Linked DNA regions of Homo sapiens: region 1 is linked to region 2. Evidence: chromatin loops called from intact Hi-C (ENCODE). Cell type or tissue: adrenal gland. All regions are shown on one strand. Each heading gives the region's core, and the rest is flanking DNA. Links, peaks and the distances in the headings are about the cores only. Region 1 holds the start of LOC105378175 (a long non-coding RNA gene). Region 2 has its middle 15 kb from the start of LINC00641.

Evidence for each region. Hi-C counts contacts between places; a loop is a spot of excess contacts. Peaks named below come from ENCODE experiments on the same cell type or tissue, not always from the same donor. Only the 100,000 strongest peaks of a DNase experiment are listed, where the experiment ranks them.
Region 1: a loop joins it to region 2, with 2.3 times the contacts of the local background. A loop is called at or near these places in 1 of 110 quality-filtered maps.

The regions. Positions count from the first base shown.
Region 1 is chr14:21,133,332-21,138,711 of GRCh38, reverse strand. It overlaps LOC105378175 (a long non-coding RNA gene), which reads left to right and starts at 2,836. Exons shown (of 2, transcript XR_943589.2): 1 at 2,836-2,929; 2 at 3,148-3,329. In adrenal gland, for the core only: a CTCF peak has its summit at 2,566 (motif pointing right); no DNase peak of the experiment used is centred there.
Region 2 is chr14:21,189,312-21,194,691 of GRCh38, reverse strand. No RefSeq gene overlaps it. Among named protein-coding and RNA genes, the nearest start is that of LINC00641, 15 kb to the left of the region's middle. RefSeq lists an enhancer at 1,363-1,863. In adrenal gland, for the core only: no CTCF peak of the experiment used is centred there; a DNase peak (open chromatin) is centred at 2,591; H3K4me3 peaks cover 970 bases.

The DNA.
Region 1 (5,380 bases), core at 69-5,068, 56 kb after region 2:
ATATATATATTTCCATTTATACAAAGTTCTCAGATTAGGTGGAAAAAGGATTCAAATAGTAAAGAATTGATTACCATAAAACTCAAGAAAATGACTACTTTTGGGGAGAGGCAGGTGACTCCAACTGGTAAAGGGCAGAAGGGGAGCTACTGGGTTGCTGAGATTGTTCCACTTCTGGAACTGGGTACTCATTGCATGCAAGGGTGTTCACTAAGGTAAACATTTATGTTTTATGCATTTTTTTTCTAAATGGTTGCTTTATTTGGCAATGAAAAAATTTAAAAATACTTCTTGCAAACTGTAGTTTATGAATTGAGATTCCTGTGAAATGCTAAGTATCTGATAAAGCATAAATTCTGGGTCTATTTCTTACTAATATCTAGAACTCTTTGAGAGAAAAAACATACAAATGTTACCTAGAGTAAGAAATGAATGTGGCTCTCTATATGTCACTGAGCTGTATAAAGACACTCTTGTGTATTAGAGTTCTCCAGAGAAACAGAACCAGTATACACATACATATATAACCATTTATATCTATATATCAATATATACACACACACACACACACACACACATATATATACACATATATAGTCACGCATTGCTTAACAACAGAGATACATTCTAATAAAAACATCGTTGGGTGATATCTTTTTTTTTTTTTTTTTTTTTTTGAGATGGAGTCTCATTCTGTCTCCCAGGCTCCCAGGCTGGAGTGGCGTGATCTCTGCTCACTGCAATCTCTGCTTCCTGGGTTCAAGCGATTCTCCTGCCTCAGCCTCCTGAGTAGCTGGGATTACAGGCGTGCACCACCATGCCTGGCTAATTTTTGTATTTTTAGTAGAGACAGGGTTTTGCCATGTTGTTCAGGCTGGTCTCGAACTCCTGACCTCAGGTGATCTGCCTACTTCAGCCTCCCAAAGTGCTATTACAGGCGTAAGCCACCGTGCCTGGCCCTGTTAGGTGATTTCATCATTGTGTGAACACCACACAGTGTACTTACACAAACCTACATGGTATAGCCTGCTACATACCTAGGCTATACGGTATAGCCTGTTGCTCCTAGGCTACAAACCTGTACAGCATGTCACTGTGCCAAATACTGTAGACAACTGTAACACAATGATAAATATTTGTGTATCTAAACACGTCTAAACATAGAAAAGGAAACGGGTTGTGCTATGATGTTATGAGGGCTATGACTTCGCTAGGCGATAGAATTTTTCAGCTTCATTATAATTTTATGGATCAAGCATCGTATATGAGGTCTGTCATTGAGCAAAACACCATTGTTTGGGTTATGACTATATATATACAGAGAGACAGCGGGGGGACTGAGTGGGGGCAGAAGAGAGAGAGAGATTTATTATTAGGAATTGAATCACGATTATGAAATCTCACAATCTGCTATCTGGAAGCTAGAGACTCAGTAAAGCTGGCAGTATAATTCAGTCTGAATCTGAAGGCTTGAAAACCAGGAGGGCTAGACGTGTAAATCCCAGTCAGAGAGCAGAAGATGAGATGAGATGTCCCAACTAACTCAGGCAAGCAGGCAGCAAAAAGGGTGAATTCCTCCTTCCTTTGCCTTTTGTTCTATTTAGGCCCTCAACAAGTTGGATGGTGCCCACTCACATTGAGGAGAGCAATCTACTTTACCGGTCTGCTGATTCAAAGGATAATCTTGAAACACTCTCACAGACACACCCACAAATAATGTTTAATCTGGGCACCCCCAGGCCCAGTCAAGTTGACACATATAATTAATCATTATACCCTAGTAATAGGTACAAACAATATTAGCCCTTCCACAGATATGAAAGGAATGTGTTTTAGCATTTATTTATTTATTTCTTGAGATGGAGTCTCGCTCTGTTGCCCAGGCTGGAGTGCAGTGGTGCGATCTCGGCTCACTGCAAGCTCTGCCTCCCGGGTTCACGCCATTCTCCTGCCTCAGCCTCCCGAGTAGCTGGAACTACAGGCGCCTGCCACCATGCCCGGCTAATTTTTCTGCATTTTTAGTAGAGATGGGGTTTCACCGTGTTAGCCAGGATGGTCTCCATCTCCTGACCTCGTGGTCCACCCGCCTTGGCCTCCCAAAGTGCTGGGATCACAGGGAGCTTTTATTTTTAATTGTGGTTTACCCTTATTATTAATTTTTAAAATTAAAATTAATCTGTTCTTAAAATTTTCTCTAAAGTTGATAACATTGACTTATACGATAAAGCCTAAATTCCTTAGGGCTGCCTTCTCATTCATCTCATCTCTTGGTACCTTTCTCGGAGTTTATGCTCCAGAAACACTGATCTATTTGTGTTTCCCAAAATACACTGTATTTCCTCAAGCCTTTTTTCTTTGGATCATATTGTACTCTTTGCCTGTAACATTTTCCTTTGAAAATTTCTACACATTCTTCAAGTTTTCTGCTGAAACGCTACCTTCCTGTGAAGACATCCTTTTGCTAAGCATTAATACTCCTAATAACTTTGTGCATACTTCTATTAAAGGAATTATCTAAGTTTCCAATATTATAAGTATAAGATAATTCCTCTCCTTCTCCACTAGAGGGCAGAGACAGCTTTTTCCCCCCATTTTTATTTCTAGTGGCATGGGGGACTTACAATAACTAGCCAAGTTACTGTATTTGTTGAGTTAATTAAGATGACTCTTAATCCATGATGCATTCTAGATCCCTTCCCAGGGTTGTAATTATTGCACTGGTGGCAGTAAATCAGCTTTCTATAAGTTGTGCAATTTGGGGTTTAAAAATATCTCTAGGCCGACCCCTCCTTTCAGTAACAATGCATCCTCCAATATGCAGGAACTTGTGAAGAATCAGAACACACCTGCGACTGCTAAGATGGCAAGTGAACTCAGGTTGCTGGCTGCTTCTTCTGAAATCAGTCCTGCAGAAAATACAAAGTAAGAGGTAAGCATAGACTCCAGGAATTAACCATCATTACCACTACCTCTGTAAGAAACCCCAGGGAAAACTAGAGACTGTCTTGCACTGAAGTGTGTGAGAAGGAGTGGGAGAAGATGGGAGTGGGAAGAGCAGGGGAAGGTAGGGTAGACTGTGGTCTGGGCAGAGGGTAGCAGTGAGAGTGAAGAAAGGCTTCTTAAAATTCTGCTTCCCCCTTTCTGCAGGTTTGCTTTGGAACAGTTGTTGCCTTTGGCTTCACAGTAAAACTCATGGCAACATCCTAGACCGCTGTGGATGGTATCTTCAGAGGCTGTTTTAAGGAGCTGCAATATGTTGCTTCTAACAACTGCATAATACTCAATTATTTTATCTGCTGCATCCTACTATATACTTTACCAATGCTGTACACAGTTGTCTCCAAATTCCTTGGCAGTATTCCTCCAAACTTTTTCTTTTCTGGTTTTTTTTTTTTTTGTTTTTTTTTTGGTTTTTTTTGAGACAGAGTCTTGCTCTGTTGCCCAGGCTGGAGTGCAGTGGCACGATTATGACTCACCTGTAGCTTCACCCCGCTGGACTCAAAAGATCCTCCCACCTCAGCCTTCCAAGTAGCTGGGACTACAGGCACACATCCCCATGCCTAAGTTTTTAAAAATTTTTTGTAGAGATGGGGGTCTCACTATATTGCCTAGGCTGGTCTTGAACTACTCCTAGACTCAAGTGATCCTCCTGCGTTGGCCTCCCTAAGTGTTGGGATTACAGGTGTGAACCACCACACCCAGCCTTATTTCTTTTTCTGCTTAAATTAGTCAGTTAATGTCTGTTTTCTGTAACTATTAAGCCTGACCTTTAGTGGAAACAAAACTGGAAGAAGGAAAAATATTAGGAGGTTATTAAAATAAACCAGACAAGACATAGTGATGATGCGGGCAAGAACATTTGAGATATAAGAGTTGTTGGGCTAGGGATATATTTTGGACATAAACAGGACAGGAAAGGAAGGAAAATAAAGTAACCAAGCATGAGTCCTAGGTTTTGGCCACAGCAACTGTAATGAATGGTGATGTCATTTATTGAGATGGGAAATAATAAAGTAGAATTTTTATTTTTATTTTATTTATTTATTTATTTTAGGATGGGAATGTAAAGTTCTGTTTTGGAGGCGGGTGTGGTGGCTCATGCTTGTAATCCTAGCAGTTTGGGAGGTCAAGGTGGGTGGATCACCTGAGGTCAGGAGCTCGAGACCAGCCTGGCCAACATGGTGAAACCCCATCTCCACTAAAAATACAAAAATTAGCTGGGCATGGTGGTGCACGCCTGTAATGCCAGCTACTTGGGAAGCTGAGGCCGGAGAATCACTTGAATCCGGGAGGCAGAGGTTGCAGTGAGCCGAGATCACACCACTGCATTCCAGCCTGGGCCACAGAGTGAGACTCCGTCTCAAAAAAAAAAAAAAAAAAGTTCTCTTTTGGTCATGCTATGTTTCTGGAGACCCCTATAAGACACCCAAGTGGAGATGACATATGTGTCTGGGGTTCAGTACAGAAGTCTGGACCTGCAAACTTATAAAATCAGCAGCATAAGGGAGTATTTAACATCATGGGCCTGGATGAGATCATTAGGGAAATAGTGTATGTAAAAAAGAGGACCAAGAAATGTAGCCAGAGGCAATTGATATTTAAATTGGGAAGACAAGGAGGATCCAACAAAGAAGACTAAGAAGCAGCAGCCAATGAAGTAAGAAGAAACCAGAAGAATGTGGAGTCTCTGATAACAGATGAAAGCATTCTTTCAAAAAGTATGGTGAAGTCAAGTATATCACATGTCACTGAAAGTTCTATCAGATGAGAACAGAAAATTTAATACGAAATATAGGGAAATGGAGGTAATTAATAAAAATATTTTTAGGACAGTGGTGTGGAAAAAAGCCAGGGATTTATTTCCTTTGTCACTCCCTGCCCCCAACTTTCTCCTTTTTCCTGCCTGGAACTAAGATAAAATGAAGACTGAAGTTAGAATTGCCATACTGGGTCATAAGGTGAACTTGAGGATGGAAGTTTTGCACTAAAGATGACACAGAAGGAAGATAGAAGGAGCCTGGGTCCCTAGTGACTATATGGAACTATAATATCCACTTCTCGACTTCTTTCACATAGAGGAAAACAAACCCTATCTTATATATGCTACTTTAATTTGGGTTTTCTGTTATATGTGACTAGACCTAATTCCCACTGACATAGAAGGAGAGCAAAGAAAAGAGGCAGTGTCGTGATAGAAAAAGAAAAGCTGCTTTTTTTAAATTGACAGATAACATTGTATATACACAACATGATGTTTTAAAACCTGTATATATAGTGGAATGGCTAAATCAAGCTAATTAAGATGGAATTCCTCACAGTTGTCATTTTGTGGTGAGAACACTTGAAATCAGCTCTCTTAGAATGTTTCAAGGATACAATG
Region 2 (5,380 bases), core at 206-5,205:
CATCCTGAAGGATATTTTATGCACATAAAATGTTGGGTTGACTATTCTCTCAGCACTTGAAAAGTGTGCCACTTCCTTCTTGCCTCTATGATTTCTCATGACATTTGAATTGTTGTTCCCCTCTGCTTCGAGTTGGTATTTGAATTTAAAAAATAATAAAATTAAATAAAAATAAAAATAAATGGATTTTGTCCCCTTATAGGTAATGCACCTTTGGCTGATTTCAAGATGTTTTCTTTGTCCTTAGTTTTCAAAAGTGTGATTATGATGTCCTTGTTCTGGATTTCTTTGGGTTCATCTGTCAAGAGTTTCCTCAGCTTCTTGAATCTACGTTTACGTCTGTTGCCAAATTTGGGGAACATCCAGCCATTATTTTTTTGAAATTTGTTCATCCCCACTCTCTTTCTCTTTTCTAAGACTCTGATCACACAAATGCTAGATCTCTTTTGTTATTTTCCAACGGTACCTAAGGCTCAGTTCTTTTTTTTTTTTTCTTCCTGTTGTCCATGTAGGGTAATTTCTACTGTTCTGTCTTTATATTTACAGGTCCTTTCTTCTGTTATCTCCATTCTATTTTTTTTTTTTTTTTTTGAGACCAAGTCTCACTCTGTTCCCCAGGCTGGAGTGCAGTGGCATCATCTTGGCTCACTGCAACCTCCGCCTCCCAGGTTCAAGTGATTCTCCTGCCTCAGCCTCCAGAGTAGCTGGGATTACAGGTGTGCGCCACCACACCCAGCTAATTTTTTGTATTTTTAATAGACATAGTATTTCACCATGTTGGCTAGGCTGGTTTCAAACTCCTGAGCTCAGGCGATCTGCCTGCCTCGGCTTCCCAAAGTGCTGGGATTACAGGCATGAGCCACCGCTCCCAGCCGCAGCTCTCCATTCTATTTTTAGCCATCCAATTTGTTTTCAATTTCAGTTATTGTGTTTTCAAATTTTAAAATTTCCATTTGGTTCTTATGTCTTCTATTTCTTTGCGTAGATTTTCTAATCTTTCATTTGTTGTATGCATATTTATAATTGCTCATTGAAGCATTTTATTATGTCTACATTAAAATCCTTGTCAGATAATTATAAGATTTGTGTCATCTTGGTGTTGGCATCTGTTGCTGTTACGAGATCCTTGGGGTGTCAATTTTCTGGCCTGAAACCTCTGGCCAGTGGTGCCTTTGCCTGAGTTTTGCTCAGGCCTGCTGGGCTCATTCTGCCCACTTGGATTTGCAGGCTGCACTCAGCTCACACTACCAGCATGGATCCCACATCTGCCAAGGGTGAGTCAGGCATGGAGTGGTGAGGGGTGTGTGAGCAAGCATGGGGTCCAGCCACTGCTGCAGTCAGACATGCTAGCTGCTGCAGTGGGGCCAGCAGCTCCGGGTGCTGGCAAGGGCCCTGGCTCTCTGCGAGGCTGTGGCTGGACCAGGCGCACTGCAAGCAGCTTCCCTGGCTAGCACCAGGAAATGCAGTGGTGTCTGGAAGCCTGGAGACGCCAGGCACTGCAGGACCCCAAAGAGGGAGTCACAGTCCTGGCTTGGGGAGCTCCTAGGTCTGGGCTCCCTGAGGAGTCACAGCTCTTCTCTCCTCTTCACCTGCAACATGGCAAGCAAGGGGCATGTTTCAGCCCTGTTTGTGTTATAGCTTTTTTAGCTCCACCATTCGGTGGGTCCCGAGTTCTTGTCCTGTGACCAGGAAGAATGAGGTATGCAGACAAGTGGAGGGTGAGCAAGATGAAGAGGAGCTTTATTGAGCAATAGACAACTTACTGGAGACCCACAGCGGGGTCTGCAGCCAGGGTGTCCCAAGAGTGTTCAGCTCCTAGTAGAGAGGAGGCACTAAAGTGGGTTTCTCTTTTCTGCAAGCAGGTCTTCCAGTCCTCTTCCCAGCTCTCAGTAGAGAGGAGGACTTGGAGTGGGTAGCTCCTCTCTGCAGCTGGTTGTCCTGTCGTCTGCTCAGCTCTGGCTGAATCCAGGGCTTTAATGGGTTCATAAAAGCCCTCAGAGGGGAGGAAGTGTGCACTATTGGTCCATGGGCAGCCATGGGTGACTGGGAAAAGGCACCACAAGTTCCTACTCCATGGGACTGTTAGCCCAGCCCCCAGTCCTCCTTGGCCTGAAGGTGGGGTCTCACCAGGGACCTACCCTCTTCCACCCAGGAATCTGTCTGCCTCCTGCTGTCATTTATGGTATCCTCCCAGACTTTGCTCTGAGATGGGAAGGGGGAACAGCAGGGAGAAGCCAGGCAGTGAGAGCAGGCGCTTTCAAGCCTACGAGGGCAGGGGGGCATTCCCGGGTCCCCAAGAGTGCAGGGATGTCTGAGTCTCCAGCCAGGGTTTGGGTGGCGGCAGCTGCGTGTGGGGTTGGGGGAGGGGGGACAGGACTCCTGCCTGCTCTTCTGAGTGGGAGGCCCAGGTCTGCAGCTGCAGTTTTGGTGGCTGCAGCTGTGCCCTGGAGGACAGGGATCCTGCCTGCTCCCAGCCCCGAAAGAGCGCAGGGAGGCTCGGATCTGCAGCCACAACTTGTGCAGCTGCAGCTCCGCCCAAGAGGGCGGGGCTCCTGTTTCCTCCATGAAGTGGGAGGCCCGGTCTGCAGCCACCGTTTGGGTAGCCGCAGCGGCGCCCAGGGACGTCCTGCCCCAGTTCAGAAGGGGCAGGGCTCCCGCTTGTTCCCTCCGGCTCCACTAAGCATGCAGCCCCAGGTGCCTCCCTGCTGCAGCTGGTGTGATGGTAGTGGCAGACCATCTGGAGCAGCCGCTGCCATCATTGCCTCATTCAAATGGAGGTTTTTCTGGGTTCTTGGTATGACAAGTGATTTTTTTTATTGTATCTTGGACATACTGGTATTATTTTATGATTTTCTGGATCTTACTGAAATTTTATATTTTAGCAGGCCTCCACTGACACCTTGCTAGTGGAGGAAGGAAGGGGACACCATCTTGGTTTTTTTTTTTTTTTTTTTTTGAGGCAGAGTTGCACAGGCTGGGGTGCAGTGGCACGATCTTGCTTCACTGAAACCTCCGCCTCCCTGGTTCAAGAGATTCTCCTGCCTCAGCCTTGCGAGTAGCTGGGATTACAGATGCCCACCACCACACCTGGCTAATTTTTGAAGTTTTAGTAGAGATGGGTTTCACCATGTTGGCCAGACTGGTCTTGAAATCCTGACCTCAGGTGATCCACCCACCTCAGCCTTCCAAAGTGCTGGGATTACAGGAATGAGCCACCATGCGGGGCCTGGACACCATCTTGTTACCACTGGGTGGAGGTGGAAGTCCATGCTTCTCCCTGAGCCTCTGCTGACATGAGGAAAGGTGCCTCATTTTTGCTGGGTAGGGGTAGAAATGTAGACACCCGATTCAGCCTCCACTGCTACCACCGGTATAGGGAGGGGGGCACTGTTGCTGCCAGGCAGGGGTGGAAATCTAGACACCCAGCTCCGCTTCTGGAGACACTGCAGGAAGGCAGAATGGTGCTTCATTATTGCTAGGTAAGGTGGAAGTATAGGCTCCTCATTCAGCTCTGACTGCAGTTTTTGCCATGAAGTTTGGCTGGAGTACTGTAAATGCTGTCAAAAGATTTTCTCTCCTACTAGGCCACCCATTTTCCAGTTCTTTGGCTGGAGAAAGAATTGGGGCTTGGGGGACAGTTTTATCTGCCATATAATAATCAGCTGGCAATTTTAAAAAACAAGCCTCTGGGATTTTAAGTGGGATTGTATAAGCAAAATGGAATAAATCTTTAGAATTCTGATTCTTCCAATATATGAAAATGTTATAACCCTCCATTTGTTTAGGTCTTTAATTGTTTTAATATTATTTACTCGCTTTTAGCATACAGATCTTGCACATCTTTCATTAGAATTAATTTATTTTGGATACTGATGTAAATGCTATAATTTAAGATAACTTATTTTCCAATTAATTTTTTAACAATAATTTATTTTTATGTGTTGATTTTGTATTCAGGTCCTGCTAAATTTATTTGTTCTGTATATTCATTTTGAGGTTTTTTTATTTTTTTATTTTTATTTATTTATTTTTTTGAGACGAAGTCTCCCTCTGTTGTCAGGCTGGAGTGCAGTGGCCCTATCTCGTCTCACTGCAACCTCCGCCTCCTGGGTTCAAGCGATTCTCCTGCCTCAGCCTCCTGAGTAGCTGAGACTACAGGCACCTGCCACCACACCCAGCTAATTTTTGTATTTTTAGTAGAGACGGGGTTTCACTGTGTTGGCCAGGCTGGTCTCGAACTCCTGACCTCATGATCCACCCGCCTCGGACTCCCAAAGTGCTGGGATTACAGGCATGAGCCACCGCACCCGGCCTCATTTTGAGTTTTTTATGTTGGCTGTGAATAATGAAAATTTTGTTTCTTGTTTTCCAGAACTTACATACTTATTCCTTATTGCCTCATTGCACATTGTTAAATATAAATTGTCCAGTTTAATGTTGAATCAAAATAGTGACAGAGGATAAACTCATTTTATTCCATATCTCAAGGGGAAACCTTTTTTTTTTTTTTTTTTTTTTGAGACGCGGTCTCGCTCTGTAGCCCAGGCTGGAGTGCGGTGGTGCAATCTCGGCTCACTGCAAGCTCTGCCACCCGGGTTCATGCCATTCTCCTGCCTCAGCCTCCTGAGTAGCTGGGACTACAGGCGCCCGCCACCACACCTGGTTTTTGTTTTTTTTGTTTTTTTTTTTTGAGACGGAGTCTTGCTCTGTTGCCCAGGCTGGAGCGGGATCTCGGCTCACTGTAAGCTCCGCCTCCTGGGTTCGCGCCATTCTCCTGCCTCAGCTTCCTGAGTAGCTGGGACTACAGGCGCCCTCCACCACGCCCGGCTAATTTTTTGTATTTTTAGTAGAGACGGGGTTTCACCGTGTTAGCCAGGATGGTCTTGATCTCCTGACCTCGTGATCCTCCTGCCTTGGCTTCCCAAAGTGCTGGGATTACAGGCGTGAGCCACCGCGCCCGGCCAGTGGGAAAGCTTTTAATATTTGGCAATAAATATTTTGTTTGCTATGCTTTTTTATAGTAATCTTTTCTCAGATTAATTAAGGAAATACTCTTTCATCACTACTTAAAAAGGTTTCTAAAAAAGTTTTTATTTATTTTGTTTCTATTGCTGCTGAACAAATTCATAGCAAAGATTTTTTTTTTTAAATCCTGAATGGGTATAGCATTTTATCAAATGCTTATTCTCCATCAGTTGTGACAAGTGCATTTTTTTTTTTTAAGTATTTATTGATCATTCTTGGGTGTTTCCCAGAGAGGGGGATTTGGCAGGGTCATAGGACAATAGTGGAGGGAAGGTCAGCAGATAAACATGTGAACAAAGGTCTCTGGTTTTCCTAGGCAGAGGACCCTGCGGCCTTCCGCAGTGTTTGTGTCCCT